2 separate regions of the Homo sapiens genome follow, and region 2 is linked to region 1. A link is a contact called in ENCODE Hi-C data. All regions are on one chromosome and are shown on one strand. The core of a region is the stretch at or near the end of the contact, and the rest is flanking DNA. Distances in the headings are between cores, read along the strand shown. Region 1 holds the start of TXNDC17 (thioredoxin domain containing 17). Region 2 holds the start of ALOXE3 (arachidonate epidermal lipoxygenase 3).

Region 1 (7,145 bases), core at 4,517-7,016:
AGTGACTGCTTAATGACAGGTAAATGATAGTTTCTTCCATTTATAAAAGCAACCACACTTTGGAAGTTCCCAATTTCAAAAACAAAAAAAAATAGGGGAACACTTACTATTTTAATAATAATCTCTTGAGCCCTTTCCATTCCAAATTTCAAATCTCAAAGGTCTCCAGCAAGGCGTTATTCCCAAAACAGAGCTTTGCCATGGTAAACTAGCATGTTCCAGCAGGGTGGTTTTTGGACAAGCAGTCTACATTAACAAGTCTTAATACTAGTCAGAAAGCAGTATGCTTCACTCTGTCAGGTGGCCCGAAGGCATATAACTCTCAATGACTCTAAGTAAACCTGTAGCATCAGAATTCCTCGATTCAAGCCAGGATCTGCCATTTGGAGAGCTGAATGATTTCTCTCAATCTTCATTTCCCCCAATCTTTCCCCCACCCTATACATATGTACACAAGATAATAGATATGAAAGCACTCGGTAAGCTATCAAGGGCTACACCCTTATCATTGCCTTGCCCTATTCTGAAGGCCTCATTATAGACTTTACTATCCCTGCCACTCACGTACTGATCACGTATAGTATTGTCTCATACTGTTATTTACCTATTTCACATGTACATGTCTCATCTTCCCAGCCAGACAAGGCGACTTGAGGGGAAGGGCCTTGTCTTGCTCTTCTATTTCCCATTACAAAGTGCTCTGAGCATAGTACACAATTTAGCATTTGTTGAGTTAAGCTGATTTTCTGTGAACTGACTAGTTTTAAATCTCTGGGGAATTTGTTCTCTCAAAAAATCCTACAGTAAATCAATTGGGAAATTCAAGGTTTTTTTAAAAAAAACCCTAATTTAAGCTTTTGAATAAATCCAAAATTTGCAGACTAGATTTGCTTAAAGACAGATACTTCTTGGGAACATAAAGACAGCTGTCTAAGAGTCCTTATTTCTAAGGCTGTAGCACACATGAAAAAAGCAGATGGGAGGAGGCACATGAGCAAGGCAATCCCAACTGGCTTGACGTTGGCACAGGTGGGTGGCTGGAGTTGCAGAATGAAGGCTGCAGAAATGGGGCCCGGAGATCTGCCACTTTTAAATGGTCAGTACTTCCCTCCTGGCTGCTTCTAGGTGCCAAGGGCCAAATAGTCCATTCTCCACTAGAAAAAAACTAGGTGATCCCCACAGTTCCAGCATGCCTCAAGTGATGCTACACACACACATACACACACACGCACAAAGTCCAGGGACACCCACCCCTAAACTGTCCCCCTGTACAAAGTTCTGGGACTCTCCTTGCAATCTGGCCCTTTCCCACTGCTCCAGGAAACGTCCCAATTTGTCCCTCTACATACCCTGGGGCATCTCCACGAAAACCCTCTCTCCCCCATGCTGAGATGCCCTTACAGCCAGTGCCTTCATCCGCAACCCATGACAAACCTACCCCGAACCTGTTCCCTCCCACACAGCCCCAACTTCTTCCCTACACACACTACTGGAACGCCCCCCTCAATCTAGCCTCCCCCACATAACTCTCTCCCAAATTGCTCCCTCTCACTCTGACTGCAGACACTCCTCCAGCCAGCCTCCTCCCACTTGGCTGTAGGTGGTCTCTGAAATGGCCAAGGCCTATTTCCTCCCTTGAAACTGAGGGTACCCCCACAGCTGTTCTTGTCCCTGACATGCCTAGAGCATTCTCATAGGCTGTTTCTTCCCCCAAAGACCTTGGACAGCTCCATAACCTGGCCCCAGGCACACAGGTGTGAGATGTCCCCACAGCCTGGCTGCCCCCGGCCAGTCCCAAAATATTCCCACCTCCTGTCTCATCCTCTGAAGCCCCCACTCCCCCTGTGGACTGTCTCCTCAGCACGGTCAGACCTGAGACACCCACGTCCGCTTCTGCTCCTGAGGACCCAGTCACCCACACCGCAGCAGGCGCACGCCCTGCCATGGGAGCTCCTACAGCTGCAAGCACCCCCAGAGGCAGAGGCACCCTCCCGGCCTCGGGAATGGCTCCACCGTGTCTCCTTCTCCACAGGCCTGAGACACCTTCAGAGCCTGTCTCCCCCTCCACAGGTCCAGGAACCCTGGCAGCTGTGGGCCCCTCAGTGGCCAGTCTCCTTCCCCATATGCCTGAGCCGTCATCCCCAGAGCCCGTATCCCCTACCATTGGCCCTGGAAGCCCGGGAGCTGTGGGCACTCCCACGGCCATGGAACCTCTAGCAGCCACAGGCCTCCCAGCAGTCTGCCTTCTTCCAGACAGGCCAGAGACATGCTCAAAGATGGTCCCCTCCCCCACAGACCCCAGCAGCCCCACAGCCATGGACACTCCTGTAGTCTGTCTGCCTCCCAACAAACCTGAGACACCCCCAGAGCCAGTCTTCTCCGCCATGGGCCCAGGCATCCTGGTCGAGGTGGGCACCTCCATCCTTGTGGGACCCTTGGCATCTGCAGGTCCGCCCACTGTCTCTCTTTCACCCCACAATTCTGAGCCAGTTTCCTCTTGCACAGGCCTAGGCACCCTGGGAGCCACGGGCACCCCACTAGCTGCAGACAGCCCCACAGTGCCAGGCATTCCTGCAGTTTGCTGCCTCCCTGACAAGCCTGAAAAGCCTCCATCACCAGGCTCCAGCTCCACAGAACCAGGCACCCTAGGAGCCAGAAGGACTTCGGTGGCCACAGGAGCCCTGACCCTCTGTCTCTGTCCCCAGGGTCTTGGGATACCCCCAGAGTCAGTCTCCCCCCCAAGCCCAGGCCCCTCAGGCACCACAGGAACCCCAATAGTCTGTCTCCTCCCCCATGGGCCCGGGAAGGCCCCAGAACCACAATCCTCCCCGCCAGACCACAGCTTCTCCCGAGCCACGTGTCCCCCTGAAGCCACGGATTCCTCCCCGCCTGACCACAGCTCCTCCTGAGCCACGGGTCCCCCTGAAGCCACGGATTCCTCCCCGCCAGACCACAGCTCCTCCCGAGCCACGGGTCCCCCCGAAGCCACAGATATTCTGGCAGCCCGAGTCCTTTCCCACAGGTTCAAAATGTCTCTAGAGCTGCCTTCCTGACACACAGGACCAGACGCCCACACAGCAGCAGGCACTCTGGCAGGCACCTTTCCAGAGCCGGGCACACCCATTGCCATGAGGACCCCTGCTGCGGCACACCCCTGCCGGGGCACATCTGCTGCCCTGGGTATGCCCACCGTCTCAGACACCCCCACAGCCTGCCTCCTCCCACACTGACATGCAACATCTCCACAGCCAGCCTCCTGATCCACTGACCCAGGGACCCCTAAAGCTGGAGGCCCCAGACTCTCTGGCTCCCCCACAGCCTGCCTCCTTTCCCACGGGCTCAGAACATTCCCACTACAGGTCTCCTCTCCAAGCCCAGGCACTGCCTCGGCTGGGGGCCCCCCAAGAGCTTGCTGTCCGTCCCACAGGCCCAGGCCCCCGCTGTGGCTCAGCTCTTCTCCCAGGGCTCCAGGTACCACCACAGCCTGGGGCACCCTTACCATCTGTCCCGCTCCCCACAGCCCTGGGACACTCACACAGCCCGTGTCCTTCCCCAAGGCCCTGGGTACCCCTGTAGCCTGTTGTATCCCCCACAGGCCTGGGGCACCCCCAGAACCTGCTGCCTGCTCCCCAGGACATGATGACTCTGCAGTCTGCGCAGCTCCCCGTGACCCTGGATCACCCCCAGAGCCTGTCTCCACCCACACAGGCTGTCCCCTTTCCCTGAACCCTGGGTCACCTCCACATCTAGTTTCCTCTTCAGCAGCACAGGGCACCCCAACAGAGTATCCTGTGCCCCACGGGCCGGGCATACCCACAGAGTCTGTCTCCTCCACAGCCTGTCTCCTGTAACACACACCTGCGGCACCCACAGAAGTAGGCTCCTCCTCCACAGCATCGGACACCCCCACAGCCTGTCCCCTCCCCCATACGCCAGGGGTGGCCCCACAGACTGCTTCATGTGTCAGAGCCCCAGGAATCTGCGGGGACTGTCCTCTCCCCCACAGACCTGCAGCACCGCCACAGCCGAGCTCTCCCTCCATGGCTCTGGGCGCTCCCACAGCCCCAGTCCACCCCACGGTCCCAGGCTCGCCCATAGTCTGTTCTTTTTCACAAGGGCCTGAGACAAACCCATAGCCTATCTCCTCCCCAGTCTCAGGAACCCCCACAGCTTCTCCCCTCCACAGGTGCGGGGCCATTTCAGAACTTGACGCCAAAGCCCCAGGCACACTCGCAGGAGGCACCCTCCCAGCCTGTCCCTGTCCACAGAAGCCTAAGGCTCTCTCGTAAGCTGCCCCTAAGCCCAGAGCTGTGGGCCCTGAGGGGGCCCGAGGGATCCCCCTTGCCTGTTCCTTCACCCAGGGCCCTGTAAGACCGCCGCGGCTTGTCTCTACCCAGGAAGCTCGGCCAGGAACACCCCTTTCGACAGGTCCCTCTCCTGCAGGCACGGGATGGAGCTCGACTCTACTTCCTTCCCCACATCCCGAGGCGGCCCTCATAGCCTGCACCTTCAGCCACAGGTGCAGAATGCTCTCATGGCCCAGAGATCCCGGGCGACCTTTTCTCTCGCAGCCCCGGGGACTTCTATCTTCGGTCTCCTCCTCCCCAGACCCGGTCACCCACACAGCCCCGGCAAGCCCCACCACCTCGGGCTCCCCCACAGCCCCGTTCACCCACACAGCCCCAGGGTCCCTTGCAGCCTCGATGGAGCCTGGGGTCCCAGGAGCTCCCAAAGCCTCATTCGCCCCGGCGGCGTCGGCTGTCTCCGCCGCTTGTCTCGTCCCCCATGGCCGCTGACGGCCCTGTGGCCTTTCTGCACTCACACAGCGCGTCTCCCACTCCGAGGGCTTCGCCCGGCGCCTTGCTCCACGGCCTCGGGACGTCCCTGCGCCCCGTCTCTTCCCCCACGGCCGCCGAACCCCCCGCCCCGACCTGCTGGGCCCCACGCAGCGACCCGGCATCTTAGCCGCCTGCTCTCCCCGGCGCAGCCTGGGCAAGGCCCCACGGCGAGTCTCCCGGCTCATAGCTCCAGGGCAGTTCCCTTCCTCCCTACCGCGGCCCTGGGGGATGTCTTAGCACCTCGCTCCCTAAGCTGCTCCACACACGCACTCACACACTCCGCTCCGGCCTTGCAGCCTTTCTCCCTCCGAGCCCCTCACCCATCCCACCCCCGCCCAGTCTCGGGAACCCGCCCCCAGTCCCAGGCCCCCGTAAAGCCTAGACGGCAGAAAAGGTAACTGGGGGGACAAAGCAACAAAGGCTTTCCGAGTCAGATCTCCTCTCCCCCAAGTCCATGACTCTATGCGGCTTCCCAGAATCCCCCCCAGCCCCGGCCCGAGCCCACCTGGCCTAGGGTGAGGCGCGGCTACTGGGAGGCGGGCAACGGGGGCCCCCAACAAGGCCGCGCTTCCGGCCGCCTGCCCAGTCGCCATAGCAACAGGCGCAGGGCGGCTTGGGAGCCTTTGAGGCCCTGAACTATTTAAGGATCCAGGTGTTGCAAGGCGGTAAGTTTTGCAGCCAGTGTCCATGAGGTCGGGGCTGGGACTAGATTAGGGTAGATCTAAGCCTGGGCTTGGGAGTGCAGCTAGCGCAGAAAGATCTGAGGAACTAGAGCAAAAAGCCATGCGGATGGATTGTGGTCGTCAGAGGCTCCCGTAGTCTTTAGCGGCGCTGGCTTCCGCAGGCTCCGCCCTCTCTTGCCCACCCGGAAACAGCCTCGCCCCGCCTACGCGGGACCCAACCGCGGCGACCGGACGTGCACTCCTCCAGTAGCGGCTGCACGTCGTGCCAATGGCCCGCTATGAGGAGGTGAGCGTGTCCGGCTTCGAGGAGTTCCACCGGGCCGTGGAACAGCACAATGGCAAGACCATTTTCGCCTACTTTACGGGTTCTAAGGACGCCGGGGGGAAAAGCTGGTGCCCCGACTGCGTGCAGGGTGAGGCCGGGATTCGGGGGCTGCTGTCCAATGGAAATGGCAGGAAGGTCGAGCCTACGGCCAGAAGGGGGGCTTAGCGGAGGCAGAGTCTTGGTTCCAGACATCCGCGGAGCAATCTGAGCTGTCCCCAAGTCTCCTTCTATTAAATCCTACCCCGCCCTGCCAAGAGCGCTCTTCCTTTTACCACCTTACCCGGATGATCTTGGAATCTAGTTCCTTAAAACTTCTCACTCCCCCAGTACCATTAGTGTCTTACAGGATACGTGAGTTGGTCAGCAAATACATGTGCTTTCCATTGTTACGGGCGCGGTGGTGCAGGGGCAAATCGGGACTGGGATTTGGTCCTTACCCTTAACGTGGCTCTAAGACCAGAAGGGAACACCTGACTTGTGTTGACCTCTTCAGTTAGCTGCAGGTTAAAGTCTGAGTGCTTACCAAGACTGGGGGAAGGGGGAAAGAACACAGTTTATACGTGCCTGATTGTAGAGTTGACGTGCGATTATTTTATCTCAACTTTTTTTAAAGCTGAACCAGTCGTACGAGAGGGGCTGAAGCACATTAGTGAAGGATGTGTGTTCATCTACTGCCAAGTAGGAGAAAAGCCTTAGTAAGTGGCAATGTATAATCTACCTCGCAGACGTGCACAAATTGCATACTTAGGCGGGAAGGGCCTCAGGGACTTACTTACCCAGTTTGTCTTACAAGGTAATGTCTGACAAGTTAAACAATTAGAAGCTATTAAATACAAATTTAAAATGCCCACCTGAATTAAGTAAGGGTAATTCAACGAATTTGGTCTGGTGTAAGCCCAGAACTTAGCTGGCTTTACTTTTATATCTTAGTCACACTTTGAAACTTTGCACAGGGTAATTAGTAGATTAAGCCATAGTCCGCAAGGTTTTTTAAGTGTTTGCAAGAACAGTGATTACTAAAAAATTAAATGTAGGACTATGTCAAATATTAAGCAAACTGTAATAAACCAAGTAAATTTTTTTCATGATCACTTTTTCTTTTCGAATAGTTGGAAAGATCCAAATAATGACTTCAGAAAAAACTTGAAAGTAACAGCAGTGCCTACACTACTTAAGTATGGAACAGTAAGTATCTTTAAATATGCTGGGCCTGTAATTCACTGTCAGAACTCTTTTAACTTGCTGTGGATCCAGATTTGAAAAGATCTTGACATTTCATCTCAATTCCATTGTTGTTCA
Region 2 (6,673 bases), core at 3,535-6,034, 1.5 Mb after region 1:
GTATAAAGATGTGTGGGCTGGGCGTGGTGGCTCATGCCTGTAATCCCAGCACTTTGGGAGGCAAAGGCAGATGGATCACCTGAGGTCGGGAGTTTGAGACCAGCCTAACCAACATGAAGAAACCCCATCTCTACTAAAAATACAAAATTAGCCGGCATGGTGGCACCTGCCTGTAGTCCCAGCTACTCAGGAGGCTGAGGCAGGAGAATCGCTTGAACCCAGGAGGCAGAGGTTGCGGTGAGCCGAGATCGCGGCACTGCACTCCAGCCTGGGCGACAGGAGTGAAACTCCGTCTCAAAAAAAAAAAAAAAAAGTGATGTGCCCTGAAAAGTGTGGGCACCTGGGGAAGGGAGGGTGGCAAGGGGGGATGAATGATCGGACAGGCCCAGGAACGATGTCACCTGGGCTCCTAAGCACTCACTCACTCACTGCACACACACTCGCTGGGGGCCCAATTAACACCCAGTGGGTGGGAAAACCACGAGGAGTTCAATCATGAAAGCAGAGGCTGAGGAGTCTGGGGGCAGGGAGAGGGGAACTGGGGAGCACAAGGGGGAGACAAGGGCAGGAAGGGGGCAGGGGGCATGTAGAGAGGGAAGACTGTGGGGCAGGGAGAGGGAATGAGTCCAGAGAGGAGGGACTGGGGCAGGGAGAGGGGATACTGGGAATAGGGAGAAGGGGCAGTCTGGGAGCACGGGGAGGGGGATGGATGGGCAGAGATGTAAGATGTTCATTAGAGGGACAATGGCCTTACGCAGGGATGGCATTGAAGAGCAGCGAGATCGTCTTGGTGGCTGAGTATCGAACATTGGGCTCCATGTACATCAGGGATGGGATGTCAATTTTCATGGGGAAGCCGGGCAGGTACCGATTCCCACTGCTGGGGGTCGGGGGAGTAGAAAGACAGAAACCAGTCAGTGGGCCCTGAAGCCCAGCTGCTCAACTCCTTCCCTCTTTCCTGCCTTCCAAGTCCCTGGGTCTCTCTTACTCCCGGCTCCTCCCCTGCCCTCTCTGCTCCTGAGCTAAAATAACCTCCTCACTCTTGTCCCCTGTGCCAGACCCTTTGGGGCCATCTCCCATCCTGATGCTTGAATGAAACTGCATTGTCATAGACCCCTACCCCTCCTTCCTGGCTATCAGGACCCCATCCTCCCGACAGACCTTCCACTTGACTTCCTTTCCCCTCCTTCCCAAGCTTTAATCTTCACCTGTCACCCTGGTCTACACAAGTTGTCGTCTTTGTCAAGGCAAATTTCTTGTCTGACTCCATCTCCTGAAAGCTGTTGACGTCTACCATGCAGGGGAAGCCAGGGGCATAGATCTTCCAGCTTCCGAGGGAAAGAGGTCAGAGGTGGCAGGTCATGCTCGGGATAAACACAAGTCTTAGCTTTAAAGACACGGCTTCAGATTAAAACTTCAAAAACCACCTACTTTCTGGATGAGTGACAAGGAATTGGACATTTCTCCATGAAAGCACTGGCTTCACATAGGGTAGCATTTAAGGATGGCATTAATGCCCACACTGGGTTAGAGATGGGTTTGTGTTGAGATTAAAATCATGGCCGGTTTAGTGGGGGAGGCTGAGAAAGGACTGAGATTGGTGGATACTTCAGGTCACTTCTGATATTGGGATCTGGGTTACATCAGGGACAGTTGAGGGCTGAGTATGGATTCATTGGTGGTGTTGGGACAACTGTTACTATTGGTGTTCTCAGTTCAGATTCAGGGTCACTATTAAAGTGGGGTTAGGTCCAAATAAGAGTCCTGATCCAAGCTAGGCACCCAAGGTTGAGAATGAGGTTAGAGTTAGGAACAATCTGATTAAGACTGAGGTCAGGATAAAGATGGGGAAAGAAGTCAAATTAGGCCACCCTCACCGGTAGCATTCTTGTCGGGCCCGGAGCTCCCGTGTCCTGTGATCCAGGAGGAGGGGAAGAGAGTCCTGACAAATAGTTCTTGCTGTGGGGAATGAAAATTACTCTTGGTATAAGTCTCTTTTCCAACAACATCTTCTGCAAACCTTGCCTGAACCCCCTGACCCTTGAACCCAATCCGACAGCCACATCCCTGTGAAACACGTGGCGGTGCCCCCACGTTCTTTGTGTATTCATCAGTAGAAGGGATTCAAGACAGCTTCACCCCCAAATTATAGCAATCTTCCCAATTGTTGGCATGTTTATCTCCCCTCCAGACTATAAACTCCCTGAGGGCAGAAGTCGTCTTGTATTCCTTTTTCTTCTTTTTCTTCTTCTGTATTCCCGGCTTCTAGCATGGTGCCTGGCACCATGTGTATAAGATGCACTTTAAATGACTGATGAACAAATATATTTTGTGAAGCTATGGATGGATGTGCTGTGGAGATGGATGAGAGTTTATAGTGAGGTCTATGGAAAACTTATTACGGACCATGGGGTAATATTCATTTGCCTCACTTTGACCTAGAATATCCCTCCTTCATCCTGAGCCTCCTCCCAACACCCAGAGCAGCCCTACTGTTGCCTCTCCAGATCAGATAGCTCTGGAAACTGAAGATGCTCAAGCCCAGCATCTGCAGAAGGCCCCAGAAATTCAACAAGGAATCCTAGCAGCACCTCTCAGGGACCTCATCCACACTAGAAAAGCTAGTAGTAGGGGAGGGAATGGGGCCTCTCCAGCTAAAATCTCTGAGCAGCCAGGGCTTCTCTACCTGTTAAAATCTAATGACTCAGGGTGCAGGTTAGTTCCTCTCTGGGGTCTGGAGGAACTCACTCTGGAGAAGTGCAGAGGGAGGCTGTGGAAAGCAAAGTGCTTCCTATGTGTATGAGAGAAGGGTGCCTGCCTATATGAGTGTATGTGTCTATGTGAGTCTCCAGAAGAGTCAATACCGTCTGCAAAACCCTCGCATTTCAGGGCTTGAGAGGCTCCCTTTTTTCAGAAAACATCTACTTGGGAGCCCAGAGTTTCTGACCTCAATCTTATTCCCTATACTCTGGGGCTCTGTGAGACCCCACTCCTAATCCCAAAGGACACCTTCTGCAGTACAGTGTAGTCCTCGTCTCTGGCCCACCTGTTCCTGGCCTCAGCTCCACGGTGCAGTAGCCTTCAATCCACTGATAGCAGGGGAAGTGGGATACACTACCATCCGGTTCGGTGACACAGATGCGGCTACAGTACCAAGAGTCCTTGCGGAAGAAAGCGTAGCGCTCCTTGTGTACACGCAGCAGCAAGAGCTCACCCAGCTCCGCTGTGCAACGCACCTTGTACTTCTGTACCTGAGGGGACCAAGACAGCAAGCAGGTGAGAGGCGGGGAACTGCCAAGGCGGTCCTTGCGCCTTGCAAGATGCATCTACACCTAAGCCTATTCGGGCATACAAACCTGAGCTGCTCCCAGCCCATACCGGGCTTTTGTATGAATTAGAAAAAGCTTCCCCGGGCCGGGAGAGGTGGCTCACGCCTGTAATCCTAACACTTTGGGAGGCCGAGGCGGGTGGATCACCTGAGGTCAGGAGTTTGAGACCAGCCTGCCCGATGAAACCGCTTCTCTACTAAAAATACAAAAAATTAGTCGGGCGTCGTGGCAGGCGCCTGTAATCCCAGCTACTTGGGAGGCTGAGGCAGGAGAATCGCTTAAACCCGGGAGGTGGAGGTTGCAGTGACCTGAGATCACACCACTGCCCTCCAGCCTGGGCAACAAGAGCAAAACTCCATCTCAAAAAGAAAAGAAAAAGGTGCCCGAGCACAGTGGGCACTGCATTTCACTAGCTTCCTAGGCCGGCTGGGAACTCTTGTGGAGGCCACCTGGGGCTGGCAGAGGCAGGCAGATCCCCTCGATAAGAGGAAACCCAGGCTCAGAGAGGGGAAGCGACTTGCCCAAAGCCCACGGTCAATTATGGGAGGAGTTTAGGAGCCAGGGGAAGTCCCTCTACTCCCTGTCCAACGCTCCTTCCTCTCCACAGTCCTGCCTGGATGGAGTTCATCATCTCCAGGAAAGACAGGGACCTCAATAGGGAAGGTGAGGAGGTCAGGGCCGGTATCCTGAGTTCAGCAGGATCTCAAGAGTCCAGGAGGAATACTCCTCCCGCCTGCGGCCCCTGCCCCTCTGAGGTCGCGCTTCCCTGTCTCCTTTGTACTCACCGATCCAGGGGCGAAGTCCCTGCCCATTCGATCTAGCCGCTGCTTGGGGCTTTCACCACACGTGCCCACCAGTGTGACAGAGATGTTGTCCAGTGTGCCGGCCCTCAGGTAGGGACCAGTGGTCACACACAGGCGGTACACTGCCATGATGGGAAGGAGGAAGGGATGCCCCGGCAACGCTGGCCGCAGCAGCAGCCGGCCTGGAGGAGAAGAGCGGCACGCCGGACAGGGCTGGGTTTCTGGGCGGAGGGCTAGGGGCTGCGGGGCTGGGTAGGGCTGAGGATGGGCCCAGCTCTCTCTGGGATGTTCCTGGGCTTTCTCTCTCCGAAGCTCCCTGCTGGCGGCTCGGGCTTCCTCTCTCCGCCCACAGTCTTGCACTCTAATACTTGTTTGCTTGCCTCTGACACAGCCGGTCCCTCTGGCTGGCTCACCCAGATGGATATCAGGAGCCTGGGTTCCACTGCGGAGGGAGGGATCAGATGCTGAGATGGAGAAAAGGAGGTAACGCCTGTATAATTGGGACACTGCCCTCCGCCTGGTCAGCGGCCCGGACTGATGCCCTGGAGTGCTTGTCCGCCCACTCCCCAATGTCCCCCAAGATCTGTTCCTCCCCATTCCCAGGCAGAGATGAGCACAGGGCACCTGCATTCCTACGTGTGAATCATCCGTGTGAATCACTAAACAGTGGAGAGTTGCACTTGGTCATAAATCACACGTGACTGCAGCCACACGCAGGTGAGTCGCACACGCATTCCAGCACATGTCAAATGGTCAGGAACAGCTCCCTGTCACCCCATACACCGATCCCCCCACGCATGGCCCTCTTTGTCCCCAGCCTTTGGCACGCCCGACCTCATTCTCTGCTCTGGAGTAGGGCAGGTCAGGAAAGCGAAATACAGCGCCGGCAAACAGGGTCTGAATGCCCCGCGTGGCATTCTTTCCGCTCCAGGACCGCCCTGGGCCTGCAGGATCCTGGGCGGGAGCCCAGGTGTCCGGGATCTGGGCCACTAGGGACTGGGGAGGAACCTCTCAGAGAAGCCCATAGCCCGCAGCGGCCCCGCGCGGCCGGTTCCGGCGCCGCACTGTTCCAGCCTCTACTATGGTACAGTCCCTGCGTCGCAGCCTCGGCGGGGGCTCTAAGAACGGGAGGCAGAAAAAGCTCAATCAGCAGCAGGCGAGCTTCACCCGCTGCTTCCAAATCTGTGCCAAAATATTCTATGCTGCACAGATAAAATCCTCTGTCGGTTCTACAAGCCTGGCTTTTCCTATAGAGAACCCTCTTATAAGCAAAAAGTAAAGCTCTCGTGAAGAGCCCGGATAGCTCAGTCGGTAGAGCATCAGACTTTTAATCTGAGGGTCCAGGGTTCAAGTCCCTGTTCGGGCGGCATGTCTTTGCTTTTGGGTACCGCACTTCGCATAAAATGGTAACAAAAATAGTTACTAGTTTTTAAAGCTAGGTGATACAGAAACTTGATTTCCACAAAATACAGCAAACGACGGTGGAGGGTAATAAACATACTTTAAAACAGTACAAACGCGAGCCGTATTATCGAATTTACATTTTCTGGTAGCCACATTACAAAGAATAAAAAGCAAGCGAAATTAATTTCACGGATCTATTTTACTTACCCTAATATACCAAAATCTTATTTTAACATATAATCAACATTCTAAAAATATTAATGAAATTTTAAGTCTTTTTGTTTGTACAAAGCCTTCCTTCAAAAGAAGATGTGTATTTAGAAGCTGGCAATACATCTGAATTCATATATTTCAAGTGCTCGATAACGGTGTCTACCATATCCAACAGCAGACTTTGTTTTGTTTTCGTTTTAAGTGACGGGTGTGGAAGACACGCAAAATAGAATGTCCAGTAATGTACACAATCTTGAAAGACACCACGAGGGAGGTTCCATGGTGTAATGGTTAGCACTCTGGACTCTGAATCCAGCGATCCGAGTTCAAATCTCGGTGGAACCTTGAAGCTTTTCTTTTAATATCAGCATGTTGAATATTGTTAATTGATTTTCACAGAGGGGATACTCCTATGACCCAAGATAATACGACAAAAAAAAAAAGTAAACTAGGACACTACCAATTATTTGTGCTTTTCCTACCGGATAATTGAGTCCTATAACACAGTGTTAAGAGAACGTACAATAAATTATTTAAATATGTTGGAAGTTGAGCTAACATTTGAAAACATGTTAAAATAGAGATGTTATGAAGAAACGAAATAATAGAGATGTTATGAAGAAACGAAATATTGCTTCAGCAGTTACCATCAGGTCTTAGCTTCTGGGATGGATGCAGGCCTATGATCTCTCTGGAAGACCAAACACGGAAGATGATGGTGAAACCATTACCAGGGGAATTCGTAAAATTACTTTCTGCATGTAAATAGGTGTAACCTCACAGAACTGTTAACAGAACTGTAGCAGGTGCGTAATCCACCAGAAAAACTCCAGCCTGGCAGCGGTGGGATTCGAACCCACGCCTCCGAAGAGACTGGAGCCTAAATCCAGCGCCTTAGACCGCTCGGCCACGCTACCTGCACGA

The links. A loop is a pair of places that touch in the nucleus more often than their neighbours do. Pooled maps may share reads with other maps.
Region 2: a loop to region 1 is called in a map with no recorded cell type, with 6 times the contacts of the local background. The contact joins the promoter of ALOXE3 here to the promoter of TXNDC17 in region 1. A Hi-C loop is called at or near these places in 2 of 37 single-sample maps with no recorded cell type and 8 of 50 pooled maps.

What each region holds. Positions count from the first base shown.
Region 1 is chr17:6,635,294-6,642,438 of GRCh38, forward strand. It overlaps TXNDC17 (thioredoxin domain containing 17), which reads left to right and starts at 5,767. Exons shown (of 4, transcript NM_032731.4): 1 at 5,767-5,934; 2 at 6,460-6,541; 3 at 6,956-7,031. The coding sequence starts at 5,790. It overlaps KIAA0753, which reads right to left and starts at 5,418. Exons shown (of 19, transcript NM_014804.3): 1 at 5,344-5,418. LOC122526780 reads right to left here and starts at 5,023. Exons shown (of 1, transcript NM_001396008.1): 1 at 1,487-5,023. The coding sequence starts at 5,023. The coding sequence ends at 1,487. RefSeq lists enhancers at 1,468-2,250, 2,251-3,032, 4,945-5,826, 5,957-6,226, 6,427-6,486 and 1 more.
Region 2 is chr17:8,113,730-8,120,402 of GRCh38, forward strand. It overlaps ALOXE3 (arachidonate epidermal lipoxygenase 3), which reads right to left and starts at 4,785. Exons shown (of 16, transcript NM_021628.3): 1 at 4,757-4,785; 2 at 4,115-4,574; 3 at 3,047-3,251; 4 at 1,878-1,959; 5 at 1,209-1,328; 6 at 755-880. The coding sequence starts at 4,261. It overlaps TRK-TTT3-5 (tRNA-Lys (anticodon TTT) 3-5), which reads left to right and starts at 5,426; the gene lies at 5,426-5,498. TRQ-CTG1-5 (tRNA-Gln (anticodon CTG) 1-5) reads left to right here and starts at 6,023; the gene lies at 6,023-6,094. It overlaps TRL-TAG1-1 (tRNA-Leu (anticodon TAG) 1-1), which reads right to left and starts at 6,666; the gene lies at 6,585-6,666. RefSeq lists enhancers at 3,951-5,150, 4,872-4,951, 5,032-5,101, 5,252-5,351 and silencers at 5,872-5,921, 6,052-6,141, 6,512-6,673.